Regions from separate parts of the Homo sapiens genome. Here regions 2 and 3 are each linked to region 1. A link is a loop called in an ENCODE intact Hi-C map of the cell type or tissue named here. Cell type or tissue: PC-9. All regions are shown on one strand. Links, peaks and the distances in the headings refer to the core of each region. The heading gives the core; the rest is flanking DNA. Region 1 overlaps HIVEP2 (HIVEP zinc finger 2). Region 2 overlaps HIVEP2 (HIVEP zinc finger 2). Region 3 overlaps HIVEP2 (HIVEP zinc finger 2).

What was found. Hi-C counts contacts between places; a loop is a spot of excess contacts. Peaks named below come from ENCODE experiments on the same cell type or tissue, not always from the same donor. Only the 100,000 strongest peaks of a DNase experiment are listed, where the experiment ranks them.
Region 2: a loop joins it to region 1, with 8 times the contacts of the local background. A loop is called at or near these places in 2 of 110 quality-filtered maps.
Region 3: a loop joins it to region 1, with 6 times the contacts of the local background. A loop is called at or near these places in 4 of 110 quality-filtered maps.

The regions. Positions count from the first base shown.
Region 1 is chr6:142,754,243-142,760,013 of GRCh38, forward strand. It overlaps HIVEP2 (HIVEP zinc finger 2), which reads right to left. Exons shown (of 10, transcript NM_006734.4): 9 at 5,530-5,771. Among named protein-coding and RNA genes, the nearest start is that of HIVEP2, 190 kb to the right of the region's middle. In PC-9, for the core only: no CTCF peak of the experiment used is centred there; a DNase peak (open chromatin) is centred at 2,239; H3K27ac peaks cover 1,253 bases.
Region 2 is chr6:142,899,224-142,904,994 of GRCh38, forward strand. All of the region lies in intron 1 of HIVEP2 (HIVEP zinc finger 2), which reads right to left. Among named protein-coding and RNA genes, the nearest start is that of HIVEP2, 43 kb to the right of the region's middle. In PC-9, for the core only: no CTCF peak of the experiment used is centred there; a DNase peak (open chromatin) is centred at 3,628; H3K4me3 peaks cover 752 bases; H3K27ac peaks cover 2,296 bases.
Region 3 is chr6:142,835,830-142,841,600 of GRCh38, forward strand. HIVEP2 (HIVEP zinc finger 2) reads right to left here. Exons shown (of 10, transcript NM_006734.4): 2 at 1,106-1,218. Among named protein-coding and RNA genes, the nearest start is that of HIVEP2, 110 kb to the right of the region's middle. In PC-9, for the core only: no CTCF peak of the experiment used is centred there; DNase peaks (open chromatin) are centred at 3,212, 3,802 and 3,982; H3K4me3 peaks cover 1,297 bases; H3K27ac peaks cover 3,483 bases.

The DNA of each region.
Region 1 (5,771 bases), core at 243-5,242:
AATGAAAAGAAATTAATGGATAATTGGCAAAAAAAAAAAGTTTACTGAGCAAAAAACACTAATAAACATTAATAATATTTTTTTTAATTCAAAAGGAAATAAAAAGATTACCATCTGTTGCTATACTGGACAGATTTTTAATATTTTTCTTAAGTGTTGATGAGTATATAATTGGAATGACAAGTCTGAAAATTGGCTTTTTTAAAAAGTTTTCCACAGAACAGATGACAAAACAGTGGTGAGGATCCACAAACTGGTTCCTCCAATGTGTAAGACATTGGTCTAAAGGAATGCATTCCTGCTAAGAGATACTCAATGCAGAAGGCCAGCTTCTCCATCCAATAACAAACCAAGTCCATTTAAGTCTTACATCAATAATAATTTTTTAAAGGAAACTATCCATCATAGAAGTAGTTAACATTATTTCAGACAGTTAACAACTTATATTCGACTCTATACTGTGAACCAAAGATGACTGCATCTTAATTCTTTTGTTCATATTATCATTTCCACCTCAATATCTTCTTGGCAATCAATGAATTAAGGATGCTTAAAATGTTCAGCCAGAATTTCAGATTTCATAGTCCTAGTCCTGAAAATGGAGAATTTATTTTCTATACTGTTTCTGTAGTGAAATACAACTTAGATTGTCAGATTATCAGGTTTTAATATTATCATATTTTAATTAATGTGATTCATTCTTTAATGGATTGTCATCTAAAAAGGACTTCATTTATTTTTCTATTTTTTGAGAACCAAAGATAGATAGATAGATATAAACCCATACAGTATGGTAGTAGTCCAGGATAGAGCCAAAGAAACTGTTCTATTTCAAGAGTTTCAGTTCTAAAACTCAAGGTATGCTCTGCAGCATTAAAGATTCATCCAGTTCTATCTAGATTATGATTTCTGCTACTCTCTAAGATGCTTAGCCCTTACCCTTCTCTGTGATATATCATATGCAAGCTGGAAACATGGATTCTCCTGAAAGTGTGAGTGAAACGGTGCAATCATTAACACTATCGTTACCACGACCTCATAAGCTGGGAAAGGTGGGAATTTTACGGTATGAGAATCATTTAAATTCTGCACATAGACAAAATCCCCCTTGTATTTAATCAGGTTTGGAAAAGGCACGTCTCCTTCATCAAACACCAGTTTGGGAGGAAGACCTGTAATGCCTACAGTAACGATCTTTGAAGATAATCAAGTACGTTTTCTTTTAATCACAGCAATCACAGATTCAAAGTTTAAAATAAAACCGAGCTTGGTTATTTTTCTGTTTTACTTCTGGCTGCTATTCCATGACCTCCATTGCATACAACCAGTCAGAATGTGGATCTGTGGGGAAACCAAGGAAGTGGAACAGAAGTCAGAGAGAGAGAGAGATGTCCTATTACGTAAACTGACTTGAGATCCCCAAATCCAGGCTGACAAATGGAGTCATGAATTGTCCTCTAAAACTACAATAATACTCAGCATGTTCTAAATCCAATAAAATCTTATTAGTGCTACTAATGAAAGTTTCAAATTCAGCCCTTCACTGATTTTAACCACAGAGCTACGTGTACAAGTAGAATTTCTACCATGTGGCCACTTCCACTGCTCCAAGCCCCACCAGGCATTTCTACACATCCTCTCTCCTCTCATTCACCCCTTCTTCATCCTCCAAAGAAACTCCCAATAAGTTTTCTCTACTTTGGTTTTTACTCCATTTGCAATCCTATTGTTTTGTAATTTGGGCCTTATAAATGTGGTGGACAAACTTCCATCTTACTTAAATCTCAGTAAGAAAATTTTGTCGTGGAAAAACAAATAGTGAATTCAAATGTAGATTATGTTAAGTGCATATGTATGTATAGACACATATACACATATGTACAAATGTACATACACAGATATCTATATACACATCTATACGCCATGTACCAGATCTATTACCCTACGCATCTCTTCAACAGTATGGCAGTAGGGACCTCTAGATGCAAATGATGAGAGGGAGGTAGAAGAGCAAGAGCCTCCTTGGGGGCAGCAGGGAGCAGAGAAGGAGAAGTGACCCATTTGTGCTCAGTCACTGGCTGGGGCTGCAGGGAGAGCATGGCTTTGGCTTCAAAACAGTCCTGTCCTGAAGGTGCTGACATGCCAGCAGGAGGCTTGTCTGCCCACTACATTCCTTACAGCTGAATGGCACGTTCTTTCAGGAACAAAAATCTGCATGGGCCACCTCCCTGGCTGCCAGAAACAAATTAAAAAACTGTGGTCAAGAGGTTAAGTGACTCGCCCAAGATCACACAGATAACAAGGGATAGGAATGAATGTTGACTGTTTCCCTAGACACAATCTTCATCTACACTACATACTGAGGGCCTGGACACACCTTTGTTTCTCTTCCTGCTACCTATCTACAAAAGCTTTAAAATGGAAAAGGAAATTTATTTATCAAAAAAAAAAAGATAAGGCCACAGCCATAATATTATTTCATCCTCAACCTCGAACCATGCGTAGTAGACCCTCAAAAATTCAGTAGATACTGAATAAATGGATAAAAGATACCTTATCTATCTATCTATCTATCTATCTATCTATCTATCTATCTATCCGTCCATCCATCTGTCTTAAAATTAAAACTAACAGGGGCACTGGAGCACTTCTACCTCCTTCTCATCATTTGTGTCTAGAGCTCCTTACTGCCACACTGTTGAAGAGATGAGTGGGGTAATAGAACTGGTATATAGATGTATATATAGATGTCTGTGTAGGTACATTTGTACATATGTGTATATGTGTGCATACATATATATGCACATACACTTAACACAATCTGCATTTGAATTCATTCATTTCTTCCCAACCTGTGTTGGCTATGATCACCATTACTCCAAACGCAGGCAGAATATGACTGGGCTGTAAGGTCCCTTCACACCACAGTCAGTGTCCTGTGGTGTGAGAAAGCATAAAGTGGGCAGTGCTTGGGACGAACTGTCCCTACATCAGGGAGGATTCCCAGATCTGTTCCCTCATACCATGTGAACAATGCAGCAGGCTATACATCCTCTAAAGAGAATTAAACTGGGTAACAGGCCAAAAGCATCATAAATGATAAAGTTTAATAACACTATGAAATATAACCATGATCAGCCAGGTGCGATGGCTCACACCTGTAATCCCAGCACTTTGGGAGGCCGAGGCAGGCGGATCATGAGGTCAAGAAATCGAGACCATCCTGGCCAACATGGTGAAACCATGTTTCTACTAAAAATACAAAAATTAGCTGGGTGTGGTGGCACGTGCCTATAGGCCCAGCTGCTTGGGAGGCTGAAGCAGAGAATTGCTTGAACCCAGGAGGTGGAGGTTGCAGTAAGCCAAGGTCGTGCCACTGCACTCCAGCCTGGCGACAGAGCGAGACTCCATCTCAAAATAATAATAATACCCATGATCAGATATTTAAAAAAAAATGAAACAAAACAAAAACACATCAAAAAAACTTGTACAAACTCAGTGACTACTAAAACTCATCTCTCTCTAACTTTCTGGGCATGTATCTAAAAATCAGATGAACTCCCTTAGTCCACTCTTCCAATTCCTTTGCCTAACTTGACTGTGGGTTGCTATAAATTTTTACAACCACAGCATGTTTGCGATAAAGGCTTACTTTTTCTGACTGAAGAATCGCATGTTTGCAGTTGACTGAACATGCACCACTGTTTCACAAATGCCACACTCTCAATCCACCTGGCCAATGCTAGAACACAAGCTGCAGGGATGGCAGGGAGAGGCTCATCTAACACACTCTGCCAGCATCACTGCGTGTATACCAGAGAAAGCATGTGTCATCCCAGACTTGGTATCCCATGATCCAGGAGATTTACAGTTCTCTATTCATGCTGCAATGGCATAAACTGCAGAAGATCCCTCTTTCCTACTTTTGCTAAGGCACCAAAACCTGTGGAAATGTATCTCTTTTTCTTATTAGCTTGCTAATTTGTTAGCTTGGTAAACAACATCCCAATTGCTATATATGTTTCTGCAGGAATTGCTTCATCAAGATGAAGTTGGTACCAGACTTGTGAAAAGATGGTGCTGGGGATGGGGACAGGAATGCAGCAGCTTTCCTAAAGTGAAAAAATGACAGGCTGAGCTCAGGATTCAGGGTGGTGGAAGGTGATGAGAGGGAGAAAATTGGCTGCCAGGGCAGTGATAAAACAGAGCTGGGAGCTGGCAGTGTCTCCTCTGGCTGTGAAGGATGGTGCTGATGCACTTGACACAGAGATCCGGAGCAAGGGAGTACAACAAAGAGTAGAAACCAGGAAATCAAAACACATTCAAGGCAGACAGATTCCAAAGGTATCATGCCTCTGTCTATGCTAAGTGCATGCTTTATTCATTTTTTAAAATCCTACACAAACTGAAAGAGACATCACAGTCTACTGAGCCGTGGAATTAGGCAGGACAGGTGCTTTTATATGAATTTGTATTAAACCTACTGCTTAAATGTAATCCATGGTGGTTACTGTTATCTTCACTTATAATGAAGGCATATCATAGAAATCTCTGCACATTCTCACTTAGCTCTCCTGATTTCCCGTTCTCCTTGGGCCCACGCTTCCACTGAGCAAGTGCACTTGATAGTAGTAATGGCAAGAAAAGCAGACAGGCTCATGTCTTTGATTTATAAACATGCCGAGTGTGTCATTCTCTCCTCTCCCTGGCCCTGACCAGTTTCACATGTCCCCTCATGATGGGCAAGGTAGAGTTTATTAAAAAAAGGAGTTTTTGAGGCCAGGCGCAGTGGCTCATGTCTGTAATCCTAGCACTTTGGGAGGCCGAGGCAGGCAGATCACTTGAGTTCAGGAGTTCGAGACCAGCCTGGCCAACATGGTGAAACCCTGCCTCTACCAATAAATACAAAAATTAGCCAGGTGTGGTGATACACGCCTGTAGTCCCAGCTTCTCGGGAGGCTGAGATGGGAGAATCGCTTCAACCTGGGAGGCGGAGGTTGTAGTGAGCCAAAGTCGTGCCACTGCACTCCAGCCTGGGTGAAAGAGTGAGACCCTGTCTCAAAAAAAATAAATAAAATAAAAATTTTAAAAATAAAAGTTTTGGAAAGTCAAGGTTAACAGCTGAATCAGAATCCTTACCTGGTGATGAGTTATATAAGTGATGCCTAAATGTCCCTGTGAGTGTATGTCCATGCAGTCATGGCATTCTAAAGGTTCATCTTTTTTACTTACAAAAAGGCTTCAGCTTACGTCTATCATTAGTTAAGTTTAGAAAGCCTTCAGAAAGGCCTCACCTGTTCCCACTGGGAATGCACTGCTGCTCTGATGCAATACTACACTTTAGGTAATGCCACAGCCATGTTACTGACAATAGCATATGACAAAAATGTCTCCCCGCTATTTTCATTAGCCAGATTCACTCCACCCATGACAGATACCCATGTTCTACTAAACTTCACACCAGTGCATTATCAGGAGGACCAATGTGCTTCCACTTATGTATTAGAAAGAAAAGTGGATTATACTTACAGGAGGCCCCAATACAATTGGCTCTGCTTGCAAATACTGTCCCATGGACAATGGTGGGTTATGGTATAAAGCCCTTCTGGGAGATGGCGCTCTTATTGTGGTCATGTATCTTCTCTCTCTTCTAGGAGAGAGGTCTCTTCTTGCTGTGATATCTTTCCCAGGAGACACTGGCCTCCTTGGAGACAAATGCCTTCTTGGTGAAACATCTCTTTGGGACATCTCTCTTCTCAATGCAGCTTCCT
Region 2 (5,771 bases), core at 583-5,582, 150 kb after region 1:
TTTTTGCTAAGGCTTTATCTTCCTGGAATGCCCTTTCCCATGCTGTCAACCAGGCAAATTCCCACCCATCCTGCAAGAGGCAGCTCAAGCACTTAGTCCTCTGTCAAGCCTCTCAAGTAAAGCTGCTGCATTGCTTTCATGTCACAGCTAAGCTTTGTGCATCCTTCTCTTACAGCCCTTTCATAATGTATTGCAGTTTTTTTACAGACTGCAGCCTTCACTTCTAGACCATTAGCTCCTTGGGGACACATGCCTGCTCTTTATTGCATGCTCAGGCCCACACGCAATAGTCAACAATACTTGAACAAGTGAATTAGTAAATGAAACCAATTGTATGTGTACACATAATCTTAGTTGCAAATAATTTATTTTAAAAGCAAATCCCAAGAGAATGAACCAGGCAGAAACAATGAGGCAAGAATAGATCATTTATCTTTGTAAACTCTACGAGAGTGCAGCTCAAAGTGTAAGGCTGAAAACAACATTTAGCTGTTGTGTAAGTGTCTGCAGGAACATAGCATCCTCCTCTCCCAGGCCTCTCATCAATAATCTTCTCCTACCACCACCGCAGCCATCTCTGATCCTGGGCAGGGGTTAAGTACAGAGGTGAAAGGAAAAGGGTGAAGATCTGTATTTAATAGCCTATTTCCTGGATCCCTAGTCTCTGAACCTAGTGGAGAGAATCACTGATACTCAACCTCAAGTTTTTGGTGAAATAAAAATGGTCTAAACCTTAATAGAGATGATTCTTAGTGGAGAGAAATCTATTAAGGTCTAAACCTTAATAAACCTTAATATAAGGTCTAAACCTTAATATAATGTTAACAATAAATCTTAATAAAAGGTCTAAACCTTAATAGAGATGATTCTCAGGATAGAGCAGAATATTCCATGTATCTCCTGGATTGGCTAAAGTGGAACAGAGCAAAAATAAACGTTTTTCAGATTGTGCTCTCATTTCTAAGATGCAGGACAGGAACGTGGGCAAATCAATAGTCAAGTGGTGATGCTGTCACTTTTGAATGAAGAAACTAAACAAAGGACTGGGGAAATTGACAAAGATGAGTATGGCTGCAAAGCACAGTGAGAGAAGAAACTTGACGTCTGAGAGTTGAGTGAGGGGCTGAGAAACTGTAGGCAGGAATACCCACTTCACCAATCACTCCACGCCACCTCACCACCCTGGGCCACACGGTATTTAAGTACAAGGCAGGACATCAGATGACCTACCGAAAGTACTCCTTGCACAGAGAAGAAAGCTGACTACGGCTCTTGCCAGCGCCTACTCTACATGAAGGCTGCAATTAAACAGCTCTCCCTGGAATAAGACTGTGGAAAGAAGCAGCCAAGTGCCCCCCTGAGACACACAGAAAAGCAATAACTATGTTGACATTCCAAGAAGAGAGAGGGAGAAGAGCATTTTTCTTGCAGTCTCATTCTTTAATTGCCTCTTCTGGCTTCCTTTCTGGAGAGAGAAGGGAGGTGGGTGATGGCGGCTGGATCATGTAAAAGACCAGAGTGCAGCTGATGTGAACTTCTATCAGGCCTCCTTGCACAAAGACCTTATTATAATACACACATAAAAATGCGTGGGCAAGTCTTGGAGGGTTGAGGTTTTTCCCCCCAAACTCACTCCCAGCCCCGTGCTTTGAATGCAGTTGTGTATACACACCCTCTGACAGAATAGGTTCTTCGTGTTGCCATGGAGCTGAAACCTCTGTAGTTTAGATGGAAGGATCACAGTGCTTTTATACTTCTAACAGCAGAGGTAAGAATCACTGCATAATATTAACTCCACTTTTATTTCAGATTTTCCGTTGCTCATCTTCGTATTCTGCGTGAACTCTATTTATATTTTTTTACTCCTTATAAAATTACCTCATAGAAGCTGCTAGCAAACTGATTCTTTTCTTTGTAAATCAATATGTCAAAACTTGAGTGCATACATGATGTGTGAGTTTTCCCCACTCCTGCCCTTTTTAACAGAGAAAATTTGTGACCTTATCACATCTAGGGGAGTTTATGAGAAATGCAAAGTACAAATCAATTCATAGCTAATAAATATGCTGTGAAACACATAAAACGTCGCATAACCAGTAAGTATTTTCTCTGATATGATAAACCTAAAGATTATTTATATTCTGATTACTATTTTTCAAATAGGTTTCAAGAATCAAAATCATATCTAGAACGCTTTTGCAAACATAGATATGCTTCTGCAAGTTCCTCTCAGATCTTGTTTCAAAACTTAGCTACTACCCTATTGTTTGGAAATCAAATAAAATAATCAAATGAAAGAAAAACAAAGTAATTTCCTAGCACAACCTCAATGTCTATGCTGCCCCTCCTTTTCAGATTTTGTACCTCCTAAGAAATCAGTGATTTGACTTCTGCAAAATCAAATGCAAAGGAGTTAAATAAAACAATTTTGATTTCCTACCTGGAAATATGCTTTTGGTCCTATCACACATTCTCATAATCTTGAGCCTCAATGTCTCAGGTAAATTCGCCAATCTGCCGACAAGAAGTTTTGTATTATGACTTCTCCTCCCACAGTGCATGCATTACAACTTGACTACGAAAATGACCTTCGTCTTAACCAGAACAGCAAAACTGAATCTATCGGTTTGAAAAAATGAGAGTGCAAACATGCGGAGGAGGAAGAGGCAAAACAGGTGGATAAAATGTTGCACTAAGCTACACACAATATTAGTGCTAGAGTGCTCTGCAAAATGAAATCTTAAGAATTAGAAAATAGTTTATGAGGAATAAAATAGTGATGGCACTAGATGATAACCCAAATAATAAAATAAATATCCATGAGTCCACACCAAAGTCAATCAATCAATCAATAAAATATGTAGATATTTCCTCCCTTCAAAGATAAAGCTTAATTCTTCTCCCCTTAGGTGTGGGCTGACTTCCAAAGAATAGAATACAGAGAGAGAAAAAGCAGTAACTTTACAATGGAAAAACCTGGCAGAGTCTACCATAACCAAGTGATCAAAGTTAATATTACCAGTGATAAGGCATGTTGATGTGACACAATTCCTAACATAATGTGATGAGATGGGAACCTCGCCTGGTGGTATTCTGCCCCCAAAACCCATAAGCCCAGACTACAAAATTCCTGGCCCATACTCTTCCAAAATGTCAATTCCATCTGAAACAAGTAGACTGTGCCATGGTACTATCATATTGTATCTTGTGTCATATTAAATATTTTTAAAGTGAGTAGCTAATTAATACCAAATAAACTTCTCAGGCAAACCAAACCATTCTTTAAAACAGTTAACAACCACTCAAATAGAATAGCCTTTTTAAGATAGTAATATTGTTTAGATAGGAATTTTTCTTCTTCTCTTTTGATGCTTTCAGAACACCTCAGTATGACATCTTCAAATGGTGTACACTTCAGTTTTTTCTTTGCTAAAGACAGTGTGTATATTTCCACTATGACTAGCAACAATGGTGCTTGTATTGATTGTTCTGGCAGCTATTTAAATAGGCTTGTTCTCTCCCTATCTCAATGGCCTCACAATGCTGATACTACAATGCTCAGGAACTTCTGAGCACCCTAGCCAGATGCCCCTTACTGCTTGTGGACAGGCATTCCCCAGCCTCTTGGCTGGGTGACAGCAACCACAGCAGCCCACAAGACGGGTGGAGAACCAATGAGTAAAATGATAAACATTTGTGATGAAACAGGATGTTGGAGACAGGGGGGTGAGGAGACAAAATATCTCAACGCTGAACTACTAACGCTACTTTGGAACTCCTAACAGTGTTCCCTTGTTGTAAAACTAGGAGCAGTAAACCGATATTTTTCTCTGGTGTTTTCTCCTTTATTATAATTAATTTCAGAATTACTGCTAAACAACACACCATTACCCAGGCACAGAACTTAAGACTGAGCTAACTGAACCACAAGCACTATACCCCCATAAATATTGTAAATGTTCATTGGAGACACTTAAACAATTATGTGAAAATAAAATGTTTTCTGGACACAGAACACAACATTTTCAATAGTTCAGCCCTTGCTGTTGATTGAATGTACACTTTAAACCACCATTTCCCTTCTTATCTATGCCAGTTAGTAAGCATAAATTTAAGAAACTCTGAAATAAACATAGTACTTCACTTATACAGTGTCCTGGACTTGGACTTCACTTTGATGGACTCTCAGTATGTAAGTAAATATCTCTTAAGTTGAAATTCTATTGAAACTATTCCCTGATTTCTGTACTTGGAGTACAATCATTTTGTTTTAATTGCTATGTATTGAAGAATCCACAAAATATTAATGTTATAACTATGTTATAATACTAATGCATTATGCATTCCTGCTCGACCCCATAAATTAATGTACCAGTACCATATATGCATATATACCAGTACAAAATTGCAGAAAAAAAATGACTCCGGTGGTTCCCATTAATTCACACACTAATTCTGATATCAAGGTTAACAAAACAAAACAAAAAGGTGAAATCACCACTATGGTGGTGCTCTCTTGGACTCCTTTTTAAAGAGTGTTATCAACAAGGATGTCTTCTTAGAGTCTACGATACTCATTTCTCTCATCCATTTCATTCTTGCTTTATTGCTAATGATTGCACCAAAACAAAGCAAATGATTGCACCAAAGCAAAAAAAAAAAAATTCCATCTTAGTAGCAATTTGATACTTTAAATAAATCTCTGAAAACCTTTTCCACCAGAAGTGTCCTAACAGTGACAGATCATTTTGCACTATATACACAGAGATGGAACACAGCTATGCACTGAGGAATATGGAGGGGGCAGGAAGTGACTGAGATGCAGCAAGCTCACTTACCTCAGACTAAACACAAAACTTCATAGCAATATTAAACCCAAATTTCCAGTCATTTTTAGACTTAAAAACCCAATTCAGCCTGTCTGAATTTCAACTCGTATTTGGCAAGTACCTCCAAATGAAAAAGTGGGAAATTACAAAGATGAATTTGAGGACACACATTCTACTTTTGTTCCCCACTTGTCACACTTATCCTCCCCAAATATTATTTACCCATCTGTTTTATACATTTACCTTTAAAAATCATTTCCGGAAAAATTAGTAATTAACATTTTGAAAACAATGCTAGAGTAAAAAGGTTACAGTGTCACATATACTTTCCTTTAACAATGTAAATTACATAGTTCCTTGTAAAGCTGTTGTTCATGTTGAACAACAGGACCTCAAACTTGAAAAGGCAAAATTAAGCCTATGAGAAAACACAGTAGGTGCAGTATCAGAGGTGAATGTGACATTTCATTCCAAGCACTATTGCACACACACAACTGATAAATTTCCTACCAGTACACTCAAGTCTAAATCATAATTCAATATGGATATTAGTCCATACTCTTTCTGAATGAAAATAAGGCAACCCAATGAAACTGATGACATGATCAAAAAAAGATAAACAGCCCTTTTTACCCTTTAAAAGAACAAAGGAACATAAGAATATTTCTATTAATACTGATATTTTAAAGCATAACACCATAACCTATATTACTCAGCAAGATCAGTTTATTATCCATTTGTTTTCATTTATCCCGAAGATCATTCTTAGTCTTTCTACTTGTATCAGTTCAATTTGTTATCCTCACACTATTATTATCAGTTAAGTAACCCTGGGTAAACTGTGGTTTTCATATCTATTGACCTGGGATAACACAGGCTGATATGTCATTAGCATAAGCTTGTCCTAACAAGTATGACTCCTCTCCTTTTAAGATTTGTTAA
Region 3 (5,771 bases), core at 233-5,232, 82 kb after region 1:
GGAGATTATTTTAGACAAAGCTTAGGGCAGTTGTTGGCACTACATAAACTACAACGCTATCGCTAAAAAACCACCTGACATCATCTTGTCTTAAGATGTTCACAGGTAAAGCAGACACTATTAGTGGGTTTAGTTTAGAAGCTGTCTTCCCAGATGATTAGACACTTTCCTCTCTTGTTCGTTATCAGTCATCAGGTTTTAAAATAGCTCCAGTTTATTTGGAGGAAAATTAAGTAACAAGCTGTACAATTTTAGAATCATGAATAACATTTAGAATTTCAGAAATTCAAATCTTGTGACCTAAATTAGGAATACAATTTTTTTTTCCAATTTTTCTTTACTGTGTAAAGGGTTAATTAAAGTATGAGTTTGCTTGGATTTTTTAAAAAAATTACCAAGCCCTAAAATCAGTATCATATAAATTTCTGATGCCAAAAATCTGTTTGACAGAGCAGGCTTTACTATACTGACATTTTAACAGTAGCCAAAGTCCTGTTCCCACTAAATTCTGTCTTGGCAGCACCAATAATTTGCTAAAAGCCTAAACTCCTCCTGGTAACTAATGTGTTCTCAACCTCAGGAGCTTTCCACAGCAGCACAGTGCAACAAGGAAGCTGAATCCATCAAGTCCTTCCTTAAGATTTCTATTCTTATTACAGAAATCATGATTTCTATAAAATGAGAATGGTTTAAAATACAGAAAGATGCTAATTTACTTCAAATGTTCATTACATCTTAGATGTGAATCTGACAAAATGCAATAAAACTACATATAAAAACCTTATTCAAAGTAAAATCTGATATTTTTACATTACTTCAAGATTATAATAAGCAAATCATCATTAATACATCAAATAAAATAATCTGGTTTCGAACTATAAATGACAACATTTTCTAATCTTCAGCTAAAATCAGACATTTCCAGAAATGCAATAAAGTATGAATATTTTCATTTAGATAATATCCAAAACATCTATCACAGGTTTCAAGAGCCTCAAATAATTACTGTCAAAATTTCACATAAAGCTCATTTAATATTGTGCTTGAGGAATCTTTCCAATAACTTTGAAATCAAACCATATAGAAAGCACTTGGCTTGACTTACCTAGTGGCTGTATGTTAAAGCATCGGTAAAAGAGCATTCCAACCAAATCAATTCACTTAATTTTTCAAGTAGATCTGATTACTATGGTCTTTTAAAAAATTCAAAGGCTCCACCTAATGAGAAAAAAACAAAGAACTACATTTAAACCGGAGCGTGATTATAGGAGCTATACATTAATAACACAAAAATCAAATCCAGAGTATTATGATATTATACTATCTTTTCCTACGTTACTGTGCTACTTAAAGCTATCAAACAACAAAAGCGTCTAGGAATTAAGTTAAATTTTCCAGTTTGGGGTAAAATGAATGTTCAAGCATAGAGAAAACAATAAAAGAATACAACAAAGTGTGAGAACAGAAGAGTTTGTTATTGGCAGGTGGAAATAATGGTTATACAATGTCAGTTAAGACATTAAAATTAGAGATGGGGGAAAATGCAATTTATTGCTTTGGAATTATACTCATTGATTCTTCTAATTTACTTATGCAATGAAAATTTGTAGGTGACAGTTCCTGAAAGCCATTAAGCCCTAGCTACATGCAATCTCTGTTGAGAAATAGAAACTAATATCTAGACAGATCATTTAAACATAAAAATGGTCAAGAAGTCTTGGAGATAATTCACTGGCATGGATTTCCAAATCATTCTGAGAATGTTACACCTTGTCTCCACAGAAAGTGTTTACTCTCCTAAGGACTCACAAATAGCTTAATTATTATTTATAAATAATATTGGTTTATTCCATTCACTTTGCCAGTAGAACCACTTTTCCTGAATTTCAAACATTAAATTACTATCTCAGCTCTAAGAGAAAGTTTGAGAGAAAGCAAGCATTAACTTAACTAGAGAGAGAGCCTAAAATGAATGCTAGAGGGTTGAGCAGAAGAGTGAAATAGAAAATTGGACAGTTTCTAGCTACTCCCAAATTAGGTCTTCCCAAGGTAGACTTAGTATGTTCAAACATACTAATATTTCAAAAAGTCTCTGAACATCAAACACAATCATATTCAAGTGAAAGTTCAAAAACTTATTCCAAAGCCATAAGCACAAGATTTTTTAATTGTGCAATTTGAAATTGGCCATGCACTGCCACTCCCCCAAACCCACTAACCACATTAACAAAATTAATTGATAATCTCAGTATTAAAAAATAAAGGTTGAAACAGATGTTATCCACTAGTATTAGAAGGTAGTTGCTCCAGAAAAGAACAAAACAAAAGATGTTGCTAACAATAGAGAAGACAAATAGCAGTAACTATACATACTAACTAGAAATCCATGTAGTCATGGGAAATATGTTTTCACTTTCAAGAAAACCTGTGTCTAGATTCTAGTCTTACTGCTATTCAAGAAACAATTATTTAGGAAACTCATTTGGACATGGTCTCAAAAGACTTCTTCATTAACAGAGATAAATAATCTTTATTCCAGGGTTCTTGCCATAAACATGACAAGACAAATGTCAAATGGTTTGGTTATTTAAAATTACACTGAATCAACAAACACAATCACCTGAACAATGAACTGCAAAATGATTCAACACACACATTTTTCGCATTTGAATATCTAGAGCGGCGAAAATATTTCTGTACTTTTCCTAACATTTTATGCAAAAGTTACAAAGCCTCTCTCAAATAATATTTGGTAGCTAGCTTCATAATACCACTTCTCAATACTTCCCAGGATGGTTTCGTGCAGAAGCTAGCATAACTTTTCTTTCTGTTAGTCACTTTCCAAGAAAGAGGTAGGGCACTCCCTTCAAGATGCAGGACAAACTTCAAGATTCTTAAAAATCCTTTCTCATTGATTTCTCGATGTACAATGTAAAACTGACTTACGCAAAAGTCTTTTTCAGTCCCTCTTCATTTCTTAGGTAGGGTATTGTTTTCTAAAATTATGTAATTCTTGCCTCGTAAGAGGTCTTCCATTTCCTAAGACAACCAGTCATTAAGCAATATGTTAAAAGGTTTTTCACCTGTATTGCAGCAACTATGCTCTCATTTCTAACTGGTTGTCTAAGTGGTCAGTGACTTCAATCTACTTAGGAATTTTTCAGTGTTCCCATAGAGTACCTAAAAGTGGTAGTAATGGACACCTCATATCAAAGTTCAAAAGCACTAAGTACAAAATATATTAGTCACCCATATGGATGATTCAGCTAAATGACTGTACTGATTAGCCCAGAAGAAGCAGATCTGTTGCCTGTGCAACAGGTAAGCCTCGCGTACAAACCACAATATAATATTTATTTAGAAATGTTCACTTCCTTAAAAATAACCACATATAATGAAAGGAAAATAAACACACGATGGTAAATGGCCTACAATCGCTACACCATACAGCAGTGCAACACCTCAAATAATTTTATAACCTGATGAAAGTCACTGACTCTAAACTTCCTTACTTTTAATTTGTTTGTATTGCCTGCCTTACCAACCTGGGCAGGGGTTGGGGGTTGGGGGAGGGACTCTTAGTGTTTTTTGGCTCTATCAGAAAATCTAAGGACATCTGACCTTTGTATTTCAGTTATATGTTACATGGTCTAAACAATGGAGCAATTTATCATTAGCTAATATTTGATCATGCTTGTCACCAATTGGTTTGTTTCAGTTATTCGCATGTAATAAATCAGATGTACACACAATGCTGGGCTTGAGTGACTTTCTCTAGCTGAGTGGTCTACCGGGAGTAGTACACAGGAACCATGCTCCCTGAGTTCACCAGGACACTCCCTGGGAGCAGTTGAATTGATCATACTGTTGCAATACTGATCACAGTAAATGAGCTTTTTGAGGAGCCCTCTAGAGTAGCAACCACACTCTCGAGTAAGCCTGTGTATCATAATGTCTCTATAGACCTAAATAACTCTTTTAATAGTCATCAAACACTCTCCTTTCATTGACAATGAAACTGAAGCCCAGAAGGTCACTTGCAAAAGGTCATGCAACTAGAAGCAGTTTTCCTGAATACTATTCTACTGTTTTCCCCTTTGCATCGTAGAGCCACTGTGCCTCTCATAGGCAAAAATTCAATCATGGCTAGCAAGAGTTTACTGAACAGCAACTATGTTAAACTTGCTTATCAGCTTAGGATGGGAAGGAAAAGGGGAGAGTAATGAGTTCAGAGTGAGAGAGAACAGACCTCAAATACCACGGTCTCCAGAGTACCCCCTTCATCATGGTTACAATCAACTCGTCTCTTCACAAACCCAGTGGAGAAGTGGCCAATTAAAATAGGGAAATCAAGAATACCTTGACAAGTTATACGCCCAAGACATCTTAACTATTTTGTAGGGTTTCAAAGTGACTCTTGAAAAGCCCTCCCCTTGTGGCTAATTAGTACAGCTATCCTTATTTATTTTTTTTTTTTTAATATTTTTTTATTTATTTTAATATTAAATATTTTAATATTTAATATTTTATTAAAATATTATTATTTTAATATTTTTAATATTATTTTTCCTTATAAACACTTAAAACATTGATGACATTTTTAACCAGAAAAACACCATTTATCCCATTACCCAAACACAATCTTTTCATTTTTAAAAATTTTAATCTATTATTTGTCCCCATGTAAGCATATTTTCACTGAGATGTCCTCATAATGCACATATAATTGTGTATTCTGATTTTTTAATTTAACATTTCGTAAGTATGTTATTTCCATGAAATTCAGTTTTCATTTTTACTAGCCATATGATATTCCATAAAGCTAACATAAAGTCATTTCCTTCATCATTCCTATATGTGGCAACATTTCAAATGTTCTCACTAATTTTCAGTACCACCAATACTGTTTTTTCTTAGAATATTCTCAAAAATAGGATTATCAAATTGAAAGGCAAAAATATGTTTATAATGGACTTCATATTTATGGCCATATTGATTTCAAGAGATTGAAATTATCTACAAAGCCACCAGCAGTAGATGTGCATTCTACTTTCACCAAACTTCCTCACCATTGCATGTAATTAAAATTTCTTTTCAGAGGCTTATTTAATGTAATATGATATTTAAGGGTGTCATTTTTATTTTAATGGTGACCATAATTATTCTCTTATTTAAAAATTATTTTATTGTCTTTCACCTCTAATATAAAATGTATCTACTCACATAATTTGACTACCTTTAGGTCATAGTTCTTCTTATGAACTTAAATGACCCTTTATGTAATATATATTAATTTTTTATACATTTTTTCCTGTAAATTTGTTTTAACCATTTAATATATCAGGCATATATTTAGATCCATAGCATAAGGTATGTATTCAGATAGTTCTGACCAATTCCAAATTATCCATAATACTATTTACTAAGTTTTCCTTCCTCACACATCTTTCTATAAGCTTGCTTTATTATGTTGTATTATAATTTGTCTATTTCTGGGCTCACCCTTTAGTTACATCAATCCACATATTTAAAATGGAACTTTTGTTCAGACTGCCAGTATGATGTGACTGGCATTGTGTTAGGTCGTTTTCATGTGCATAATCACATGAACTTTGTGTGTGTGTGTGTTAGTTTTAATTACTGTTGTTTCGTAGTATGTTCAAATCCATGGTAGAGCTAGAAACTACTCTTCATTTTCTTTTTTCAAATGTTCATCGATATTTTCTTTTCTGCATGAGTATATGTGGGAAATTTTCACCCATTTTTTCAGA